Regions from separate parts of the Mus musculus genome. Here all the other regions are linked to region 1. Evidence: chromatin loops called from intact Hi-C (ENCODE). Cell type or tissue: heart. All regions are shown on one strand.

Region 1 (8,000 bases):
GACTGCATTTACCATGTATGTTTGCCATCCCTCACTGACGGACACGAGCAGACCAACAAAGACAAACTGTTCTGCTCAGTGGGATTCTAGGTATCACACTAACCCATGTTGAGTAACTTTCTTTTCTGCAGGACTTTTAGGACCCTGGTAATTACTGGTGCTATTATTCAGGACCAGACTTCCCAGGAGTGTGCATATTTAGGGTGCTAGGAGTAGATTGTCATCAGGACTAACAACTGAAAGAACGGCATCTTGGGAAGACTGAGTGCAGACAGACAGACTGAAAAGGAGACAAACTGGAGGCAGAGACCAAGTCAGATTGTTGGTACAGGAACTGTAAGTAAGGATGAGAATGTGCACCAAGGAAGGCCAGTAGGCTCTTCCTACAGAGCTCAGATAGTAAGCCATGCTGGTCACATGGCATCTGTGGGAAAGAGGCACCAGGAGACCATCAGGAGGCAAACAGGCATAATTAGACTCCAATAAAACTTTATTTTTGTTTGTTTCTTAAGACAGGATCTCACTATGTAGCCCTGGCTGACCTAGAACTCTGAGATCCTCCTGCCTCTGCACCCCCAGTGTTTTTAACTACATCTCCTCAATGTGTGATGAGAAGTGAGACGCAGAGGATGGTAGTCTTGCATCACACCTGAAACCACAGAACGGCACGCGTCAATGTGGTGAAAAGTAGAACTGTGGCTCTGTACACAGCTGGGGTAGGCGTGCTGGGGACAGAGCCCAGGGCTTCGTGCATGCTAGGCAAGCACTCACCCACTCAGCCCCAGCCTCAGCCCACACCCTGGGTACTGACATCAGAAGTTTATAGAATCTGTGAGTGTAAAAACACCCCCACCCAAACACCTTTTTAAAAAGACGGTGTCAGGTAGGAGCAGCTCACACCTGCCTTTAATTCCCATGCAGCTCAAAGGTCCATCATTCTCTTCTGGTCTCCATGGGCACTCCAACACATGTGATTTACATTCACACAAATATGTACATATACTCTCAAGTGATAGACAGATTCTCATGTATCCCATACTGGACTTGAATGTTTTATGTAGCAGAGGCTAACTTTAAACCCCTGAGGAGGCTGTCCACCTCTGGAGTACTGGGAACTACAGGTTGTCAGCCACCACTCCCAGTTTAGGCAGTACTGGGGGTAGAACCCAGAGCTTTGTACATGCTGTTCAAGTACTCTGCAAGTGTCCTCTTTCAAACATGGAGGTTGTTCTTAGTTTCAATCACACAGACAGCAACATGTAGCTGTGGGCTATGGTTTCCAGTCCAAGGCTATGTGGGAGAATAAAGAGAAGACCATAACTCAAGGCTCGGGGAGTTTGACTTCTTGAAAGGACCCATTTGCCTGTAAAGGCTTTTAGGGAATCCTCCCTTCTCCTCCTCCTCCCTCTCCTCTCAGAAGTCCCACCATCAGTGGCTATGCTGGTAGGCCACTGCCTAGCAAGATAAAACAAGCCCCTTGCCCGACACTAAATAAGTTCCTAAGATGGGCTAGAGAGTCAGTAAAGGGTTTGCTATGCAAGCATAAGGACCTGCCTTTGTACCCTCTGAATTGCCATATAAAAAGCCCAGTGTTGTGGTGCATGCCTGGGGCTCCCTAGGCTAGCCAGTCAAGTCTGAGGCCTGTGAAAGAATCTGTCTCAAAAAGACAAGGTGGACAGCACCCAGAGCAGCAACACTGACTTCTGGCCTCCATACATATGTGTATGTGGGCACAGATACCTGGGTACACATGTACTCTCACACATTCAAAATATTACTATGAAACTCAAACAGAGAAGGTGTTAAACAACACATAGTGAACAACGTTTCTCAAATAATCTGTTTGGGAAAGAACACCCTATGGATTGGTTCAGCTTTGCTTTCTGAGTTGCTAGGGATGAAACTCAGTGCCTCTCCAAGTGAAGCTCTGCACCCCAAACCCAGTATGTGTAGTCCTGGGGACAGACCCCTCAACTTAAATGCTCACATTTTGCAAGTGCTTTACTGTTGAACTATACCTCCAGCCGTTACACAGATGGATGTTTTAATTTCCAATCCTCTGTGCACTGAGATTTTTATAAACTATAATGAAAATGCCATTTGGATGTCACTGGAATGTCGTATTGCTATAAACGTTTCTCCACACCTCCTCCAAGCTTCCGCACTCATTTCAACACACCAGGGCTACTGTCCTTTGATTGCGCCCTGACATCCTGACATTGTGATATTGCTATGGCCCTTACTGGGCCTCTTGAAGTTTCTTTACTGACAAGTGACCAAAAACCATACTGCCCAATCAGGCAACTAAATGCCATTAAGCAGGGGGACCTAGCAAGTGGCTCCAATGAACGAGGATAGCCTTGGGTCATTGATAGTACCTGGAGCCACAGATCTCAAGTTCCCGAGAGTTTGGATGGCCCAAAGGAACTGATAAAGAGGCAAGGAAAGTCTCCATTTTCATGAGGAAACCAGGAAACTTTGGTGCTGAAAAGATACTTGAAGAGGCTGGAGAGATGGCTCAGAGGCGGGCTCATGACACACAGGTGAGGACTTGAGTTCAGATTCTTAGCATCCATGGGAAAATCTAGGTATCACTGCACATGCAGCTATAACCTCAGGTCTACAGAGGACAGAGACAGGGGGACTTTTGGCACTTGCTGGTTGCCAGCCTAGATAAGAGTTCAGTGAGAGACACTGGCTCGAGAGAATAGGTCAGAGATTGATAGAGCAAGTCACCTGATGTCCTCCTCTGGATTCTGTGTATGCACGGGGGTGTGAACTGGATTCTGTGTATGCACAGGGGTGTGAACTGGCACACACAGACTCCAGACTGGCCTTGAATTTGCTGTGTAGCCACGTACAGCCTTTAACCATTATCCTCCTGCCTTTAACCTAAGTACTGGGATCACCTGTTTTATGTGGTACCGAAGATGGAACTCGGAGTTTGTCAGTCAGTCAAACACTCCATAGACTGACCTGCATTCCTACCTCACGCCCTTCCTTCTACTTAGGGGCTCACTTTTACTGCAGAATCTCAAGGCACTTGAACTGTCTGAAAATCTGACTTCTGACGTGTATGGGGCACCAAGGCAAATGTGTGGCTCACTCCAACAGAGCAGATTTGAATTTGCCTCTTAAGAGATGTAATTGCAAATCATTTCAGAAAGTGCACAACAACTAATTGTCGTTATAATACCAAGTTTACATAGCCCAAATAATGGACAAATATCACCATGTAATAGAACGGTACAAAAATGGTAATTTGACTATGGAAAGTTGGAACTTGCCATTTCAAATTAGCAGAAGCTGTGAAGTGGGCATTACTGACAATGTGAATATAGTTATTGGGGCTGATTTCTTGGCGCCTGGCCGAATCTGGCTGCCTGGCGTCCTGTGAGTTAATTATAGCTCTGTTAACAGAGCAGGGAACAGGGAACACTTGCAGTGACGGAGATAAACCCAGTGCAGGTCTCTGCACACCGGGCTGGGAGTGAGGGTGCTGGCTAAGACTAGGAAGCACATGAGCAGCCCCCACCTTTAAAAAGTATACACAAGCATGGTCTAGAGTAACAACTCCCAAGCTTCCAGAAGCCCTTGCTAAGGTACTGTTTTGCCAGCAGCAGGACACTGCTGTGGGGTGACTAAAGCGTCATTTCAGGCCACGTCCAAAGATATTTTGCTTGTGGCTTTAAAGTTTCCTTTAAAAAGTCCAGAAATCAAAATAGGTGACCCCACCAAATTAGTTCTCTGTTCAGACTGAGCCTGTTATTTCACTGAGGGCTTCTGAATAATCAGGCTAGTTAGAGTGGCTCATGCCCATAACCCCTAGTACTTGGGAGGCTGAAGCAAGAGGGTCACCACACATTTAAGGCCAACTAAGGCAACAGAATATGAAGACCCTGTTCCAAATACCAAAAGGGATCAGGGGCTATAAGCACTCTTATTAAGAGTGCTTCACTGGCATACACAAAGCCTTGGGTTCCATCTCTAGCACCACACACACATACCCCTTGATTAAGGCAGGAGAATTCCAAGTTCAGGGTCATCTTCGACTACATAGCAGGTTCAAGGCCAGCAGAGAACATAAGACTTTGTCTCAAAAATGGAAAGGAAAGAGAGAAGAAGGAAGGAAGAAGGGGAACAGAGTAGGGGAGGGTCTTGCTTCTGGCTAGTCTGAGAGGTTTGATCATGTACCTGGAGCTCTAAAGATAGCACTTTTTTTATATCCTGATGAGGCAACATGTCTCCACACTCCCAAGACTTTCTTCTAAAACCACTGGAGATGTTCCCAGCATCCACATAGGGCTGAACAGAGGGATACTGTCAAGCTTGCATAGAGCCTGGTGTACTGAGATTATTTTAAAGGAAAGTGAGTCAAATTTTAAACCTGGCACCAATGTATTGATCTGTGTGTCAGCTGTTGCTTCTAGATGTCAGCCCACTCTGTGCTCTTCCAAACCCTGGCAGCTGCCCAGCTGGAATCCTGAACACCTGCCCCAAAGACTTTCTGGGGTACCTCAGTCTGCATCTTCTTTTCATCACCAAGCTCGTTCTTGGTCATGGGCATCTTCCTCATGTCCTGTGACGCCCCCTTCTAAGCCCACAACTGCATTGTTACTTACTTCCAAGCTTCATCCTCTTAGCCACAGCTACTGGGAAACATCAAGCTTCCTGTGGACTCTTGCACTATATCCATGTGAGGCATGTTCACAACCTTGAGCAAGGCTCAGCCTAGAACCAATCCATCGTCCCAGCCTGGGTTAAGAACTGTGTACTCTCTCCCTCTCCTACCCTCAGGATGCAGTAGCACTTTGGGCAAGTCAGGCTGCCTGCACATCCTACCAAGAATCCAACTTTTGCTCAGAACCTATCCCCAGTGTCTGGCACAGATCCAGGCAGAGAGGGATTCCCTCTTCAACACAGTTTCCCAAAGTCTTTGTAAATAAACATGAAGAAACTCCTAACTAAAACTGACAAAAATCCAAAGAACAGGAAGTCAGAGGCAACTGAAATACATCAGTAACTGTTTCCCTTCTCGGCAGTAAACCAGGAACTGAGTTCAGCAAACTGGGTTTGCTCTGTTCTTCTGGTCTTAGCTCTGAGGATCAGAAACAGCAGACTGTGACCAACCCTTCCTCCCCCAGGACCAGCTCCAGGAAGAGGATCATGATCACATACCTTGAGACCCTGAAACCTTTAAAGGAGAACAGTGGGCAAGAGGGCACACTGACTTCTCCAGTAGTAAACTAAATACCCCATATGCCCTCTGGGAAGCCTGCAGACTCCATACTGGGATGGTAAATCCTAAAGACAGATGGCCTAAAGAACAAAAGCAAGAGCTAGGGGTGCAGCTCATTGGTGGAGTGCCTGCCTTCAAGGCAAGGGCTCTACCCCTGAGCTATACTTCTAGCCCTTCGCTGGCAGATTTTAGGCAAGAAGTCTACCACTGTGCTTTCTTTCTTTAACTTTTATTTGTAATGGGCTCTCACTAAATTTCCCAGACAGGCCTTAAACTCTCAAGCCTGCTGCCCCAGTCTTCTGAGCAGTTAGATTTACATGCCGGTGTCATCTGTCTCAAAAAGGGAGGGGGGCTGGTGTACTGGTACACACCGGTAACCTTAGTAACCTCAGCACTTGCAAGGCAAAGGCAGGAGGGTCAGGAGGTCAAGGTTAGCCTTAGCTACATGGAGAGCTCAAGGTTATTCGGGGCTATATGAAATCTTGTCTTAAGAGAGTAGATTACATTCAGAACTTAGAAAATGACCAATGCCATTTTTATAACCAAAACCTCATAGGAAAGGACACAATATAGACTTACTCCTGGCAAAATTATTCCTCTTGCTCTGGGTGGTGCTGAGCATAAGTCCTTATTGTATGCCCTGCTTGTGACACTTGTCACTGAAAAGTACTCACTCACCAGAGAACATGAAGGCTAGCCCAGTGAGTGCCCATAGAAGTGCTGGGCAGACAAATGAGCACAGAGAAACAACTACTGCTGGCTTAGCTGGACATGAATAGCTCACCTTCTTTCCTTGGTGTGAGCCTTATCAAGATAAGGAGGAGAGTGCCTCCATCAGGCACCTCCATGCAGAATATGATGCCGCACTGACCACGGATGTGGCCTCATTAGTCATCGTGGCCAGTTGTGGGAGGAACAGACTCCCAGCTGAGCTGAATGAGGAATGGAAAAGCTAAAGTGATCTACCAGCAGCCAGTAAAGCAAGGCTGTGCTCTTGCTGAGCTGCTTCCTCTATGCCGGGAACGAGAGAATGGAAGAGAGGATGCAACTGGGAGCAGTGGTGGGCAGAACATCAGCTGCTTTTGACTTGAGGAGAAGGTAGTACTGTCCCATGATGGCTCCATTCTACAAGAGGCTTTGGCTGGCCAAGAAGAAAGGAAAACAAGGAGGGGAAACCCTCAAACAAGTGCACTGGAGGGAGACGTACTGCTTACTTTCTGCCTAACGTCAGTAGGCTGGCAGGGGACAGGGGCGACAGAATGTCTCCTTTCTGCAGCCAGTTAGTTGGGGTGGGAGTGGGGTGGAGATACTGTTGAAGTGAACTTCGTCTGAAATAACACGGAGGACGAGGTGTCAGCAAAACACACACCTGCAGAAACTGGGCCTCTGAGAATGAGAAGTCAAAGAAAAAAAAAAAAAAAAAAAACCCTTTTGTTCCGTTTCACTTGTTCTGTGAAAGCAAATCTATGCCCTAGTGTCTCCGCTCTGCAGACAGCCGGTCTCCCCACTGGGAATGTTACTGTGCTGGCCCTGACACTCCACCCTGCGTGCTTTGGGAGTAGTCTTTTTCTCCCTGAGTCATACTTTTCTGGACATCTTCCAGCCCTCAAGCTAAACCTGTAATACCCTAAAAAGGTAGATGAGCAGTGCTTCTAGGATTTAAGTCTTTCTCCACCTACTGGAACAGAAGTTGTGGATGTTTCTACCTTAACGAATGCAAAAACAGACCCAGGAGACAATGTACTGGCATGTTTGATAATTTTCAGTAAAACAGTATGTGCGTTGGAGGTGGGGGTGGGTGCAGGACAGAACCCTTTCCCTTGTCTGTAGTTTAACAAGCCGTTCCTAGTGCTCTCTGCTCTTTTAAGGTTTACAGGCACTTCTGGAACTTAACCATGCAAATACTCCTCAGAACCCATAGATACACTCACAAACTTCAAAGGGGTAAATTAAAGTATAGAATTTGGGCTAGCAAGCCGGCTCAACCTATAAAGGGGCTTGCCATCAAGTCTGACAATCTGGGTTGGTCCTCAGGACTCACATGGGAACACAGGAGAAGGAAAGAACCAGCTTGCCCCAAGTTGTTATCTGACATCCACAAGGGCACTGCAGTGAGCATGCACCTACATACACACACACACACAGACACAGACACACACACACTACACACACAGACACACACAGAGACACTCACACACACACACACACACACACTAAATGAATGTAAAAAATGTTTTTAAAAAAATAAAATAAATAACAATGCAAAATTTTCTAAAGACTGTATCTGGGGGGTAGGGGTGGGGCAGGGATGGAGCCTTAGTAGGTAAAGATCCTGCTAAAACTTCAGTTTGATACTCAGCACCCACATACAAACCTAGCTGTGGTGGTCACCCCGACAGAGACAGGCAGGCCCCTGGGCTTGGTGGGCTGGCTAGCTGAGACAGGGAGCTCCAGGTGAAGTGGGAAACCTTGTTCCAAAAACCACCTGTCGGCAACCTCCAACGCACTGTATAGAAACACATATATAAGACAAATCCAAACAGAAAGAGAGAGAGAGAAACAGACAGATAGACAGAGAGACAAAGAAAAACCACCTGTCGGCAACCTCCAACGCACTGTATAGAAACACATATATAAGACAAATCCAAACAGAAAGAGAGAGAGAGAAACAGACAGATAGACAGAGAGACAAAGAAAAACCACCTGTCGGCAACCTCCAACGCACTGTATAGAAACACATATATAAGACAAATCCAAACAG
Region 2 (8,000 bases), 76 kb before region 1:
GATGGCTATTTCACCCTTGAGGAGGGACATTAAAAAGCAGCCCCCAAGCTGAGGCTGTAACTCTGTAGAGTGCTTGCCTACCACACGCAGTGGTAGTACTAGTTCCATGTAAATGGGGCATGGTGGTGTACATCTGTAATCCCAGAACTTGGGTGGCTGGAGGATCAGGGGTGCGAGGTTTTCAATGGCCATATGAGTTTGAGATCAGCCTGGAGCTACTGAGACCTTGTCTCGTGCGGGTGTGTGTGTGTGTGTGTGTGTGTGTGTGTGTGTGTGTGTAGCTGATCTCTGGGTCTTCATAATGGGGCTGGTCCTCATGAAGAGAGTCCCCTTTATCCAAATCCTACCTTTAACATTGGGTGCCTGGAGACACAAACCTTGTGCAGAGTTTCTGTCAACTTTGTATAAAGTTCTGGAAATAGAGTAACCCACGATTGAGCTCTCTAGGAAGTTTTCATTCAGCGCTTCAGAAAATGCATGCTATATTGTGATGGTTAATCTTCATTGTTAAGTGGATTTAGAATCACCACGAAAATACACCTCTGGATTTATGAAGGTGTTTCTAGAAAGATTTTATTGAGGCATGAAGACCCATGTCCCAGGGTGGGGTCATGGACTGACTGAAAAGGAGACTGAGTTAAGCACCAGCATTAATCTCTTTCTGCTTCCTGACTGTGGTTGCAGTGTGACCAGGCTTTATGATCTTGCCGCCATGCCTCTCCTCATGATACATTGCATCTCTTAAAACTGAGCCAGAACAAGCCCTTTCTCCTGTAAGTTGCTTTTGTTTATAGCAATAAGAAAAGTAACCACCACACAGGTGCTTTTCAAAACCATAGGCTAGTTTCCTAGGTCAATCAAGCAAGTCGAGGTGGTTCTGACAACATGGGTGGGAGCCCTGTTTCATGAGGCGATAAATATTTTATAGTGCTGGTAATATCCTTCCTAAGACTTCAATTTTAAAAGCTCCCAGGCACTGTTTTTGCATTTGAAGGGTCTCATTGGTAGGAAGTAAACTGCCACTGAGTCAGGAGTAAAATATAATACTTGCAAAGTGACTGCAGAAGCAAGAAGACTGGCAGCTTGCAAAGCGATTTTACCAAGGAACTTCATAGCTAAGGCACACAGGTCCTTTCCTTCCCCCAGTCCCCCAGTCCTACAGCCCAATTTTAAGGAGGAATTTTTTTTCAACTGAGGCTCTGTCTTCTCTGATGACTCTAGCTTGTGTCAAGCTGACATAAAACCGGCCAGCTTAGAGACTGAGACTTGGAGTACAAGTGATTATTTTGCTGATTATGTGGCTCTCTCACAAGCTTGCAAATAAATACATTATTGCAGAATGAAAATCTGAAGCAAGTCACCCACTCAAGGTTAATGACTGGCAGATTATGCATGCCATCATGGTTCTGCCTAGAACCCAGGAAAATTCCTGCTATGCTATATCATTTCATAGTATTCCAGCTATGGGAGAGGGGCACCCTTTAAAGGCAGGGACGTTTCCTGTAGCATCAGTTAAAGATACAAGCTGTTTCACTCAAAACATAATTGTGAAATATTTTCTCTACTATGCAAAGTGTGTGCGTAGTACTGGGGAGGCAGGGGAAGGAAAGACCTGTGCATCTGTTGGGACTCTCAGTCCAGGCATCCATGTGACAGACTGCCAGGAGGTGCTGGCAGAGTTTAAGTGTCTTGAATGGTACACTTTAAACTATGCTTTGCACTGGGGAGTTGTTGGCATCAGGAGACCAGGCTGAAACTCTGTCCTTGCCCACAGGAACGGACCCAAATACAGAGAGATGATGGCCTCAAGGACAGAAAGCTGAACAGAGGGGAAGTTCTACCAAGGGAATCCTATCAGGGCCCAATGCTGGCACATGGTTATGACATTTGTACTTGTGCATCGAATATTAAAAACAATTTAGCCAGGTGTGGTAGGCAGGCATGCTCAGAACCTTAGCACCAGCTGAGGCTGAAGTATCAAAAATGTAAGGCCAGTGCTGGCTGCATACCAAGTGCTGGGTTATCCTGGGCTACATGAAACCCTGTTTGAAAAAATAAAGGAATGGGAACAAGCACATAAGTATATTTGCTAACAAGCCTGATGACCTGAGTTTGATTCCCAGAATTCACATATTGGAAAGAGAAAATCAACTCTAAAGGTTCTGACATCCATACGTGTGTTGTGGTATGGGCATGCAAGCACACACAAACATAATAAAAATAATCATAAAGTAAAGGACAAATAACTAAAAACTTAAACTGGGGTCACAGATGTAAAATGTCTTCTTGTGCAAAGCCTAAGGCTCTGACTGCTGGAGGTGCACAGCACACAGCTGTAATCCCAGCACTAGAGGCTGAGGCTGGAGAATCATAAGTTCCAGAAGAGTCTGAGTGACAAGAAGGAAACCCCATCTCAAACAAATCATCAGCTGCCACTCGGAAGTGGAGGTGTGTGGATTTTAAAAGAAAAATAAAAAAATCTCTCTACCACCAAGGCCATATTATTGTAACTTCTGGGATAATGACCAGTTCAAGTCTATTTTGCAATAGAAGGCCTAGCCAGTATCTTTAACATGTTGGGATTTTGTTGGATAGTTGATTGTTTTTTGGAGACAGGGTCTGGGTTAGCTGGGATCATGTCAATTTGACACAAGCTAGAGTCATCAGAACAGAAAGATCCCCAAATGAAGAACTGCTTCCATGAGATCCATCTGTAAGGCATTTTCTCAATTAGTGATCAAGTGGGGGAGGGCCCAGCCTGTGGGCAGGGCCATCCTGGGCTGGTGGTTCTGGGTTCTATAAGAAAGTAGGCAGCTCAAGCCAGTAAGCAACATTCCTCCATGTTCTCTGCATCAGCTCCTGCTTCCAGGCTCCATCCTTGTTTGACTTCCTGTCCTGACTACTTTGGTAATGACAGCAATGTGGAAGTGTAAGCAGAAAAAAAAAAAATCCCCTCAAAAAACCAACTTTTTTTCTTTTTGGTCATGGTGTTTTGTTGCATCAATACAAACTCTTACTAAGACAGAGTTTCTTTAGAATTATTTTTTATTTGCCTGCAGAAGCAGAAAGAGGAGTCTGGTCCTTGGAACTGAAGTTATAGGAAGTTGTGAGCCACTTAACAAGGGAACACAACTCTAGTCCTGCAAGAGCAGCAATACTCCTCTTAACCGATAAATAGAGTCTCATTCTGAATTCTTTATGTAGCTAAGAGTGACCTTGCATTTTCTGACCTTCCCCAGTGCTGCGCTTAGAGGTGTGAGTCACCACACTTGGCTTTGGGGGAGGGGTTATCTTTTTTTTTTTTTTTTAATATGGACCAGTCAAGGAGAGGTTAGGGGTCAGAGTTAGGTGAATAGGCAGGGTGTAGGGAGATCCTGGCTGGATGCAGGTGCCAGCATCAAGTAAAGTCTCAGAATGATGGAGGACTTGCCAATCACATGTGCTGGACCCTGAGTGGAGGGTGGCAATGGCTTTGCAGCCATGAAACGTTTTATAGTCTGACATAAAAGTTAAATGAAAATTCAGAGAGCTATTAAAGCACTCCATGGCAGGGCCAGACAATCTGAGTGAACAGTGGCTGCTGTCTGGTATTTCAGATGCTCTAGTGAGCTCAGTCCTGTGGGAGGTGTCAATCACAGGAGCAAGATGCACATTATGCTCAAAACATACTGTGTTCAGTTGACTCTATTCTAGATTTTTGAGATAGCTTTTTTGGAATTCATGTGGCCCTATCCTGAACTTACTATAGAGCTGAGGATAACCTTAAACTTCTGATCCTCCTGCCTCCACAATCCTAGTGCTAGGATTACAGCACCTGGCTTCACGTAGCACTTTGAAGAAATGATTTGATACATCCATTTGTACATTCTTTGAGCAAATATTTACCAAATTTCTACTACATGGCAGACACTGGAGTTGATACCTGGGAGATGATTAGTGACAAGGCCACATTGTTTTAGTGTCCCCTGTGAAAGAACCCAGGGCTACCAAGTACAGCCATGCATTCACAGGGTCACATTCTGAGAAATGTGTCATGTGATTCTGACATTTCCCAAGAAAGTTTACAGAAGCTAAGGCAGGGAGGTGCTATTAGGTGCTGGCCTTATACTGTTGTTGTACATGTGGTCCCTTGTTGACTGAAACATTTTTGTGCAGTGTCCAACTGTGGTTGTAATAGCAGTATAGTTAGTTCAGTTGATAGACTGCTTAGCTAGCCTGCATGAGACCCTGGATTTAATCCCCACCAGTGCACGCCTATAATCCTAACACTTAGGTCAGGGAGGTGGGAAGATCAGAAGTTTAAAGTATCAAGGTTGAGGGGAGCCCTGAGCTACATGAGACCCTATCTCAAAAGGGTGGGGGTGGGTGTGGGTGAGGAAGCTGAGCATGGTAGGTCACATTTGGGAGTCATTTGGGAGGCCGAGGCAGGAAGATGTGAATTCTGTCTTCCTGGACTACAAAGATCCAGACTGTAAGATCAGAGGAAGAAGTGTCAGGACATTGTAGGATGCAGGGTCCTCATATAAATTAATCTGCAGGTCTAGGGAGAGATGAACTGTGAGCCATGCTTGGGGCACCTGCAGTGTGGAGAATCATGGCAGGAGTTGGGATAGACATATCCTACAAGTAGAAGGCTAGGACTTGGGTAAGCAGACAGGTGAGAGATAGTGAGAGAAGCAGCAGGGACCAAGGGAGAGGACAGTGTTCCTTAGGTGGGAACAGGAACCATTAGCCATCCCAGAGGGCAGCCCAGGAGGCAGCTGGCCATGCAGGCTTCTGCTCAGGGATGGGAGCTGGATAGAGATAAAGCCAACTCACTGTGGTGACCGTTGGGGAGAGCCACCCGGGGTCTCTGGAAGGCTTTGTTAACTGCCTGGCTCATACTTTTTGTGTGCCTGTTGCTGGGCTCAGAGCAAGAGAATCAACCTTGGCCATGAGGCAATTCCCTTCTAGCAGATCCCCCAAACAAGGAGCTAGAAAAGTCAAAGAAGTGCAGCTCCAGGCAGCATGGTGGCTGGGGCCACCTCAGGACCTAGCTTTCCTGGGGCTGGCAGCCCTGCCAGAGCTCCTGGTACTGACATCTAGCCCTGGCACAGGGCACATAGCTGACATACCTGTCGGCTTCCCCAAGCTGCATGTGATAATATGAGTTCCTGTCTCTCACAAGTAGAACTCAATATGTATTCTACTAGACTGCAGCCTAAAGCCCACAGATGAAGAAGGCTCCTGGACCCTGCCTGGCTGGGTAGCTGTCAATAAATGAGGCACTATTGACCACGCCTTTCCTGGAAGCCTTGGCCACAGGATTACCTCATCTAAGAAATCACCAGGCTGCACAATCCAGGTGGAGCACCCCAGCCCAGCTTCCTAGGTAACTCATCAGATCTGTCAGTCCACAGCATGTTTAGCATGCTGAGGGTAAAACTGATCTACCTGGAATGTAGGTGTGTTTTGGTTGACTTTGATATCAGACTCTCCAGTAGACCATGTTGGCCTGGAACTTCATATGTGTCCAAAAATGACCTTGAATTCTTGGTCTTCCTCCCTTCATCTCCTGAGTGCTGGGATTACAGGTGTGTACTACAGTGCCGGGATCTATGTGGCTGCAGATTGAACCCAGGGCTTCAGGAATGCTAGATAGGCACTCTATCAATTAAACTACATTCTCAACTCCAAATAAATGTTATTTATTCTAGCTTCAATGTGAACTTTAACTCTCTAGCCTACTAATTCCCAATCTTCCTAATGCTGCGACCCTTTATTATAGTTCTTCTTATGGTAACCTCAACCATAAAATTATTTTGTTGCTACTTCAAAACTAATTTCGATACTGTTATGAGTCCTAATGTAAATATCTGATATGCAGGATATCTGATATGACCCCCACCCCCCACAAAAGGGATTCGACACATAGGCTAAGAACTGCTGCTACCCAAGCTTGGTGTGGTGGCACCAAGGTATAGGCACATCTATACCTAGCACTTGGGAGGACTGTGGTATGTTAAGAGAGTAACTTGGACTACATAGTGAATTTGAGGTCACCTTTAGATACACAGTACAACCCTGTCTCAAAAACATGAGCCGGTGATGGTTCATGAGTAAAAGAAGCGATTATAGGACCTGAGTCTGATATGACCGACAAGGTAGGAGAGAACAGACTTTGACAAGTTGTTCTCTGATGGACACACATGCTCTGGGGCACATATGCACAATCAAATAGATAAATGTAAAATAAAATTCTCCAGCCCAATATAATTATGAAAACTACTACTACATAAAGGTCTTTATTTATAAAAAATATATGAGACTTCAATGAGAAAAATAATTGTTTATGTTCTATGGGAAACCAAGGCAGTATATAATTTCAGATTAAGAATCCAACAAACTAGCCAGGCGGGGTGGCGCATGCCTTTAATCCCAGCACTCGGAAGGCAGAGACAGGCGGATTTCTGAGTTCGAGGCCAACCTGGTCTACAGAGTGAGTTCCAGGACAGCTAGGGCTACACAGAGAAATCCTGTCTCAGAAAAACAAAAAACAAACAAACAAACAAACAAACAAAAAGAATCCAACAAACTGTTAAGTGATTACTTAGCTGGGACCTGGTATAAGCTTGACTCTGTACAGAATGGAAGCTTTAGATGGAAAACAAACGGAGGTCAAAACGGAGGTAAGGCCTCTGGTGAACACAAAGCAGAGCTGCCCACTTCAAATAATTCCCCGGCTCACCAGACCACAGCTTTCATGTGGAACACTGGCGCCTGGGCAAGTCTGAAGTGACGGCAGGAGCAGAACCTGCTGAGCAGGAGGGACTAAGAGAATACCAGGGAAATGAGTGATGTGGAAATGGCTGCATCCTGGGAGTAGACATCCTATGATGGTTCGTAGAAAAAAAAAAACAAAACAAACCTCAGATGTCTTACACATGAGAAGCAAGTCCATATCATGTACGTTGAAAATGAAATGAAAGAAGACAAAGAAAAGAAAATGTAAGCAGCATCCATCAAATTGGTGGAACTTGAGGGATAGTGTGCTGGTTAGGTTTTGTCAAAAGGACACAATTTAGAGCAACACTGGAAAGAGGAATTGCCCCTATGGGCAACTGTATGGGGTAGTTTCTTGATGAGTGATTGACATGGGAGGCCTAGCCCACTGTAAGTGGGGCCACCTCTGAGCAGGTGGTCTGGGTTGTACAAGAAAGCAGCTGAGCAAGCCATGGAGAGCAAGCTGGCAAGTAGTTTCCTCCATGGACTCTCCTTTAGTTCCTGTTTTCCAGGTCCCTGGCTTAGTTCTCAGTGATGTACCAGGATCAGGACATACAAGTCACATAAATTCTTTCCTGCCCCAAATTGATTTGCTCCCTGTTTTATTACAGGGATAGAGAAGCAAACTAGGACATGCAGTGTACCCTGAACACCAGATAATCCACTTAGAGTTCAGAAGCCTCCTTGTGGGTCCTGGCCAGTCTTCAGAAAACCCCTGGTCACAGACAAACTCTTACAGAAAATCGCTAGGTCAGAATTTACAACTTAGAGCGTGACAAACAACTAAGGCAATAAAAAAAATTGGAACATGAGAAAGCATTCTCCACTACTATGTCATCCCCACATCCTACCCACTTTACAGATGAGAAAATTGAGATTCAACAGGGAGAAAAATACAATTGAGACCCCAGAGCAAGCCCATGGTGGGGGACTACATTTCTCTATTTTCTGTTCAGAGAATTCCTTGTTTGGTTCAGCTCTAAAAGAGAAGAGCAAAGCCTAAGGTGGCAATGAGGGGGTAGCTGTCAGCAATCAGTGCTATAGACCAGGCCCTTCTCACAAGCAATGAGAACACCCTTACAGACACAAAAGACATTTCAGTTTCGTTAAGGTGTCTACTCTGAGTGATGTCTGCACGATTACCAAACAGGGCAAACACGTGACTGCTACGTGTGTGGGTCCTTTGGTTTCCTTGTCAGCAGAGGAAATATGTCCTTCCGATGTGACTTTTCCTCCAG
Region 3 (8,000 bases), 51 kb before region 1:
ACATGCACGTGTACTCACCTCCCCTTGGAAGCTCTTTAGCAGTGGTGCTACCTGCTTGCGTAAATCCTGGGTGGAACAGAGGTCAGGACACAGCCATTGGAGGAAAAAGAAGAACAACATTGGTTAGGTTTCCTACAAAGGCTCTGTGCAGATCATCACCACAAAAAGCCACAAAGACAGACCCTGTCTTAAGACAAAAGAGTGAACTTCTACTAATTCATGTGTGCATGTGTTCTTGTGGAGGCCAGGAGTGGAGTGTCTTCCTCAATCTTCTCTGCTTACTGTTTGAGGCAGTGTCTCTCACTGAAGCTTACAGATCCAGGGAGGCTGTCTGGCTACAGAGGCCACAGGGGTCTGCCTATCTCTACTTCTAACATTGGGATTACAAGCACATAGCTTTTATGTGGGTGCTGGGGATTGAACTCAGGTCCTCATGTTCTCATGTCAAGACCCTTTACCCACTGAGGCACCTCCCTTACCCAGTTTCCTAAGGGCTGTCCTTCATAGGTGTATCACCTCTTTGGGAGAAGCCAACAGTTTCTGCTCCTCCACTGGATGATTTGCTACGTTTCTACACTAAGTTCAATGACAAAAAGCAAGGAGATGAATTCACGGGCTTCCCTCCTCCACCCCCACAAACATTGCTACCTGTAGAAGACTAATAGCCCTAACGATATCCTGAGACCTGTAAATACATGACTTGACACAGTAAAGGGACATTGCAGCTATGATTACATTAACAATCGTGGGTCTGAGAGAGGATCCTGGACCATGTACGTGGGGCTAATGTCATCAGACTGCCCAAGTAGAAACACAGGAGTCCATACAAGAGAGAGAGAGTCAGAGGGGACTCAAACACAGCAGCAGAGATTAGAGAGATAGTAAGATGTAGGGTCCTGGCCAGAGGGCTAGCAGAGCCTGGCAGAGCTGGCGCAGGCTGGAACCAGACCTTCCTAAAGCTTTTGGAAGGAATGCAGCTTTTGCTGGCAACTCCATATCCACCTCGTAAATCCTGTTCTGGATTCCCACCCTCCAGCAGTGTCTGATGATGTATTTCTGTTGTTTTAAGCAGATAGAAGCAATAGGGAATAAAATACTTTTCTGTTCAGCCCACCACCAGCCATTCCAGAAAGACAGGATAAAATCTAACAGTAAAGGGCAAAGAAGATAAAAACAAAGGACAACAGGAGGAAGATTTGTGTTTGAGTTTTGTCTGGTTTTTTGAGACGAGGTCTCATGTAACTCAGATTGGCCAGGAACTTACTGTGTAGCTCAAGATAACCTTAAGCCTCCACTTCCCGATATGGGTATTTGCTACACAGCTCAGTTGGGAGTAGACTCGGGGCCTGGAGGCTGTCCTTTGCCACAGGTGGTTGACTGCTTCCATCATGGGCAGCTCAGGTCAAGATTACATTTAAAATTAGTACTCTCTTGTGATGGAGAGTCAGGGATGGCAAGTCCCTATCCTGAGGGTCAGTGGGAGAGGTTAAAGAGGCTCTGAAGAACACTAAGAGCCAGGAGGGTACTGAGCTAAACAAAGGGAGTTCCCAAGAGAAGGATGTTGCTACTACAGAAAGCTGCAAACCTAAAAACCAAGGCAAGATTAGATTTAGCAGCAGGGAAGGTCCAAGGAACAGAGAGCCGCTGGAGTAGGTTTAGCAGCTGCTACAGCAAGTGTGTTCACTATTTAGTTACAGCACCAGGGAAAGGACCAGGAGGAACATGGCCAGGCCTGCAAGTGCTAACTGAATGTTCACTCTGTTGTTGACACCAGCAGTCCTTAACCTTGGCCCACTGAACCCATCAAAAATATGAACTAGAATACTGAACAGAAGGGTGTCCACAGCTGAGAATGAGAAGGAAATTTATCTAAGGTCGTGGAGCTTGACAAGTTAGAGTCTGAACTCAGTTCTCTGTCTGTCTCTCCTTCCTTCTCTCTCTGTCTCTGTCTCTGTCTCTGTCTCTGTCTCTGTCTCTGTCTCTCTCTCTCTCTCTCACACACACACCCTGCTCTCTTCTGGCCTCATGTGCACCTGCATACACATGATGTACATAAACACATGCATGTGCAAATATATGCACATAAATATAAAGGATTAAATCACCACACGTGTGGAAATGGCATGTGCAGTAGCCACTAAAAGAGTAACATGTACTGATGGACACCTGTGTGTCACTCAGGTGGCTTACAAAAGCTAGGTATGGTGACTCATGCTTATAAACCCCAGCAGTAGGCTGATTCAAGAGGCTGATTCAGGAGGATCACAAGTTCAAAGCCAACCTAAGCTATGCCAGTCAGGTCCTCTTTCATAAAGTCGCATTCTGAGGGCCGAGAGAAGCTGGGTGAGGTTACAGAATGACAGAGGGGAAGAGCCCAGAATTGGGGACCTCAGCAGAGAAAAGGAAGAGGGGAGAGTTTCATGGGTCAGTTTGGGCCCAAGTCCATGTAGCCCCTGGGTGCCTTAACCTCCTCTCTTGGTATGAGGTTATCTTCATGAGAAAACCAACCGTCTGAAGCAAAGAGGTGACAGAGTTACCTCTGTAGCCTATAACAGGATTCCAGAAAGGCCCAAGAGCTGCCTCTCGTGACAGGCTTGTCACACTCCCTTTTTAATTATTTCCTTTTGGTTTGAGACAGGATCTCACTGGTCTTGAACTCAATGTAGCTGAGGATGACCTCGAACTCCCTGCCTTTGCCTCCTGAAGGCTGAGATTACAAACCATGCCTCACTGGTGTGATCTGGAGATGGAATCCAGGCCTTTGCCACCTGGGCCACAACCCCAGTCCCTGAAGCAACCCTTTTGATATTAAAGCCAGATGTGCATCTGTCTGCACACAGGTGCACATGCACCCCCTTCTCTCCATGGCTGACAGGGAAAAAGAACTGACTGTATATTCACACAGCACACACACACCAACACAGATGCACTTCAAGCCAGCAGCTAAAAGACTCATTCTAATTTTATTTCTTGGCAGTTTGAGAAATGCCTTATCTCAATCTGCCGCCTGCAAATATTATCTGGTTTGTTACTAAACTGAGGAGAGAGATTCAAAGCTGCTCAGTTCTGGCCCACGGGACTCTGTCGCCGTCGGTTAGCATGGACAGGAAATGATTTATCCTCTTTTAGAGCATGGTGCCCTTTGCATTCTAGACAGCCACTGAAACCACAGTCTCTACCGCTTCTGGTCCTGGGTCACCATCAATGCACAACCTTCGTGACAACTGCCAACTGAAGAAAGGTGGGGTTTGAGTTGATTGAAACCACACTAGAAAGAGTTATAACTTGGTAACTGACACATGTTTGAAAAGTCCTAACAATAGAGTGGAGTGCTTAATTGAGTTATGGGGTTTCCACTGCTATCAATTTTGTTCCATCTTGTACCAATCACTGAACAAAAAGCAAAACATAGCTTAATCACAGAAAGTGAGGCCCTTGTGGGTAGGGGGATGGTTCAGTCAGTTTGTTGCTTGCTGTGCAACCATGAGGACCTGAATTTGATCCTTAGCACCCTGGTATAAAGTTGGGCATGAAGGATTACTGTGGGGTATCGGGCAAGCCAGTCAAGCTGAATCATTGAACCCCACATGCTAGTTACTTTGTCTGAAAAAGCAAGATGGAAAGTTCTCAAGAAATGAGATGAGGTTGACCTCTGACCTCTACACGCATGCCCTCCTATAACCAAACAAATTGCACACACACATAAATCATTTTTTAAATTAGGGAAAGTGATGGCCTTGAAGTGATTACTATCAAGTGTCTGTTGTTAAAGGCCAAAATATGTTGTTTGTCCCTCTCTTCTGAGTAAACAGCACAAAGGTGATATTACCAGAGCCATTTCCAGGTAGAGGTGATTTTCATGATTCTGGACTGCAGCGTTGGCTATCAGTTAAGAGAGCATGTTGCTCTTACAGATGATCTAGGTTCAATTCTCAGCACCTACACGGTGGCTTACAACCATTTGTAACTCTAGTCCCAGGGACTCTGAAGCCCTCTTCTGGTTTCTGTGGGTACCAACCATGCACATAATACATGCATACATGCACATAAAACGGATACATTAAGTAATAAATAAATCTTTAAAAAAAGTTGCTAGAGTTAGTCACACTGGCTTAAAAAGAAACGAGAGCCTTGTGGACATCTCTGCCCCTACCCATCATGGCTCATGCTTAGGTGTCACCTCTGGATCCACATCTGCCTTACACAGTTTACCTTTTCTTCCTGTGTTTTGGTTGTGAAAAGCTGGGGTGGGTCTTAACTCAGGGAAAAAGGTGGACTGATTCATTTGCACAAAGGACTCTCAGAAATATTCAGATTGGGAGGTGACATGCCACATAGTGACACATTTCCTTATGACTATATGAAGCGTTCACTATCTAAACCTCAAAGCAAGAAAATTCTTAATCAGGCATGGTGGTATGGACTTGTAGTCCCAACACTGGGGAGGAACAAATGGGCAGATTTCTGAGGCTAGCTGGCGAGCTGGCCTGACCTGCTTGGAGATCTCTGGCCCAGTGTGACCCCTTATATCAAAAGGTGGGTAGCTCCTGAGTTTGCCCACTGAGCTTCATATGAACGTGAATGAGTACTCCTAAACACACACATACATACACACATCCCACAAAGGGGATTCTAACTGGAAAGTGTCTTCGAGAGCCAGGAGATGGCAGGTAAAGACGACTGCTGCCAAGCCTGAGGACCCGAGTTCAACCCTAGAGCCTATAGTATGGAGGTAAAATCTAAATCCTGCAAGCTCTCTGATCTTGACATACACAGAGGAACACATAGACACAGGCACACATATCCCTTACCATATGTAAATTTTTAAAAATGAAAATGTCTTGACTGTGTGTCCAGAGCACAACTTAAAAACTCATTTTTATAGGTAGAGCAGTGGTGGGGCACGCCTTTAATCCCAACACTTGGAAGGCAGAGGCAGGCAGATGTCTGTGAGTGAGATCCAGGCCAGTCCCGTCTACAGATCAAGTTCCTGAAAGCCAGGGTGTGGGTGCTTTGACTACATGTTGTCTGTGCGCCGTGTGCCCTTGGTACCTGAGGGGGCCAGAGAGGCCATCAAATCCCCTAACACTGAAGGTGCAGATAGGTGTCACTGCCATGTGGCTGCTAGGTCTTGAACACAGGTCCTGTGCAAGAGCAGCCAACTCTCCAGCCCCAAAGTACATTTTTATATCAAATATGTGTTAAAACTGGTACCATCCAATGCAAGACACATGTTATTCTAAACTGCAGGAAGAGAAACAGGTATTTTTATATCTGATGGCTCATTATTATATTGACCCTGAATCCGAAATGAACAAAACACATACAAAAAAAAATCTAAGCATTATAGCTAACAAAACACTATTAACTTGAAAATAAAATAAGAATAATAGGCCCCAAGTTGTTGCTAAACAAGCAAGCAAACAAACACCCAACTCTACAGGAGCTCCTATTTAGGGACTATGTGATATTTTGTAAAAGGGGGCCCTGGTCTTTCAGGATACATACTGAAGTCCTGAAGTTCTTGTGGATAAACTATATATGACTTTTTGTCACGCCTATGAGGGATGAGGACAGGAGGAGAGGAGAAGATGGTTTTAACTGGTGTGATGAGTCTCAAGGGGGTAGTGCCACTCACCGGGTGTTGTGAATATTTGAAATGAGTCAATATATGTCTCTCTAAGACACATTAAACCTTCTCTAAACAATCACTGAGCTGGCAGAGAGAGCAAGGAGGGTAGTCAGGGATGCCCTTTGAACTCTTCAGTGGATATTGCAAGTTGTCAGTTTATGCCATCCAACACTCAGATCACCTGTCCTGGCTGTCCTGTCTACCATATGGGGACTCACAACGGGGTCAAGACTTTCTACTGAGCTGGGTGGAAAGCTCTCTGGTAGAGTGGCAATTGAAGAGTTGCTTACCAATTCACTTAAACCAGGCAAGGGGGTTTGTATACTACAATGGATTACATTACATTGCATGCCTGTAATCTAAGGACTAGGGAAGCTGGGGCAGGAGGGTTGACAGTCAAAAGTTGGAGGTCAGTCTAGGGTTGATGGTGGAACCATGTCTTGAAAGGGAAGGGAAGGGGGAAGGGGGAAGAGGGAGGAGGAGGGGAGAAGGGGGAGTGGAGGGGGAAGGAAGGGAGGAGGGAACGGAAGTGGGGGGGAGGGAAAAGGAAAGGAAAGGAAGTCTGACTGCCTGGGGATGCAGCTCATTTGATACAATGCTTGCCTAAAAATTACAGACTCTGGGTTTGCTTTCCAGCACCATAGTTCAGGTGTGGTGCAAATATGCAATCCCAGCACTAAGAAAGTGAAGTCAGGAGGAGCAGTTTAAGGCTATTCTAAATACCTAAATATTTAAGCCGAGCCTGAGCTTCAGGAAACCCTGTCTTTAATAAAAAAATAAAAATTAAAAAAAGGGGGAAGGAAAAGGAAAAGAGGGAAGGGAAGAGGAAAGGGATGGGAAAGGAGAGGGGAAAGGGAATTTGTAGTCACTTGGTTTCCTTAGAGAGTCTCTGTCCCCCAGGTCCCCAGCTTTGTTAGAACAACGAGAAGCTGAAAAGAGGTAGAAACGACTAAATTGTCTTCTACCACTGGGTCCTCCTGTCCTCTGAAAATTGGTGTAGGGTATAGGGCTGGGCTCTCCTGGACCCCTCCATATAAGGCCTCCTTCCAGTGCCTCACACATGGTCTCCAGGCTCTGTTCCTCTGTTCTGAGAAACACATGCCTGGCAGCTGTTCCCTGTCCCTGTTGCTGTCTCCAGTGCCATCTGACTTGTGAGTCAAACTGAACAGGGGTTGTCTAGAAGGAACTAGTAGAGCAACTTTTAGAAAAGAAGGAAGGAGTAGGGTTCTAGTACCTGCCTCAGTGGACAGTGGCCCTATCAAATCCTCCAGCTCTTTAAAAATACAGAAAGCATAGCTAGGGATACAGCTCGCACACATGCCATCCCTAGAACCACATACGGCAGAAGTGATGGTGCATGCCTGTAAAGCTAAACCGAGCACTTGGGAGGTGAACCTAGGTGGAGGCAGAAAGATCAACAGTTTGTAGTGAGCTCCAAACCAGCATGAGATATACAAAATTCTGTCATGGGCTGGTGAGATGGCTCCGCAGGTAAAAGCACTGACTGCTCTTCTGAAGATTCTGAGTTCAAATCCCAGCAACCACACGGTGGCTCACAACCATCTGTAATGAGATCTGACACCCTCTGGTGTGTCTGAAGACAGCTACAGTGTACTTACATATAACAATAAATAAATCTTAAAAAAAAAAAACAAAAAAAAAAAACTCTGTCATTACCAAAAAGAAAAAAAAAAAAAAAAGGGAAGGAAGGAAGGAAGGAAGGAAGGAAGGAAGGAAGGGGAAAAAGGAGGAAGAAGAAACCCAAACAACCCTAAAATTCCAACTAAAATGGAATATCTTTTTTTTTTGAAATCTAGATATTTCCTTGTACAGCTTCATTTCAGAAATCTGAATTCAGTTTTGATAAATCCAAGAAAGCTGAGTACATACAAAGTTAGCACAGCCCTCTAACTGGAAAGCAACAGCAGACCATTCTCCCTTCCTAAAAAGAAACAACAACATTGCCCAACCACCGCTATGTTTTCCTTCCTAGGTCTCCTCCCCTCCCCTCCCCTTCCTCCTGCCCCCTCTTCCTCCTCCTGCTTTGTGTATTTGTGTGTGTGGGGGGGTCTTATATAGCTTGCATTGGCTTCCAACTTATGATCCTCCTGCTTCCATTTGAGTGCTGAGGTTACAGGTCTGGACCACTAGACAATAATAATAAATAAGCTGCTTTCTTAAGCCATCAGTCCTCACAACAGCCTTCATGAATATTTGTACAATGCATGAAGATGCAGAGCATCAGTTTGCCTCAAAGGGAAATTAGCCCTGAGCACTTATTCCTGGTGTCATTTATGGCACCTGTGACTCCTCCTTTATGAACAGGGCAAAGAACCCAGACCAGGTATGAAGCCTGTGTCTTCCTCAG

Evidence for each region. Peaks named below come from ENCODE experiments on the same cell type or tissue, not always from the same donor. Only the 100,000 strongest peaks of a DNase experiment are listed, where the experiment ranks them.
Region 2: it touches region 1 in a loop (1.9-fold over the local background); 4 of 42 quality-filtered maps call a loop at or near these places.
Region 3: it touches region 1 in a loop (2.1-fold over the local background); 4 of 42 quality-filtered maps call a loop at or near these places.

What each region holds. Positions count from the first base shown.
Region 1 is chr5:136,459,426-136,467,425 of GRCm38, forward strand. All of the region lies in intron 2 of Cux1 (cut-like homeobox 1), which reads right to left. Among named protein-coding and RNA genes, the nearest start is that of Gm16599, 71 kb to the left of the region's middle. In heart, no CTCF peak of the experiment used is centred here; DNase peaks (open chromatin) are centred at 3,466, 6,149 and 6,766; H3K27ac peaks cover 5,474 bases.
Region 2 is chr5:136,383,695-136,391,694 of GRCm38, forward strand. All of the region lies in intron 4 of Cux1 (cut-like homeobox 1), which reads right to left. It also overlaps a transcript of Gm16599 not described here. Among named protein-coding and RNA genes, the nearest start is that of Gm16599, 5.2 kb to the right of the region's middle. In heart, no CTCF peak of the experiment used is centred here; no DNase peak of the experiment used is centred here.
Region 3 is chr5:136,407,962-136,415,961 of GRCm38, forward strand. Cux1 (cut-like homeobox 1) reads right to left here. Exons shown (of 23, transcript NM_001291234.1): 3 at 19-66. All of the region lies in intron 2 of Gm16599 (a long non-coding RNA gene), which reads left to right. Among named protein-coding and RNA genes, the nearest start is that of Gm16599, 19 kb to the left of the region's middle. In heart, no CTCF peak of the experiment used is centred here; a DNase peak (open chromatin) is centred at 3,120; H3K27ac peaks cover 2,578 bases.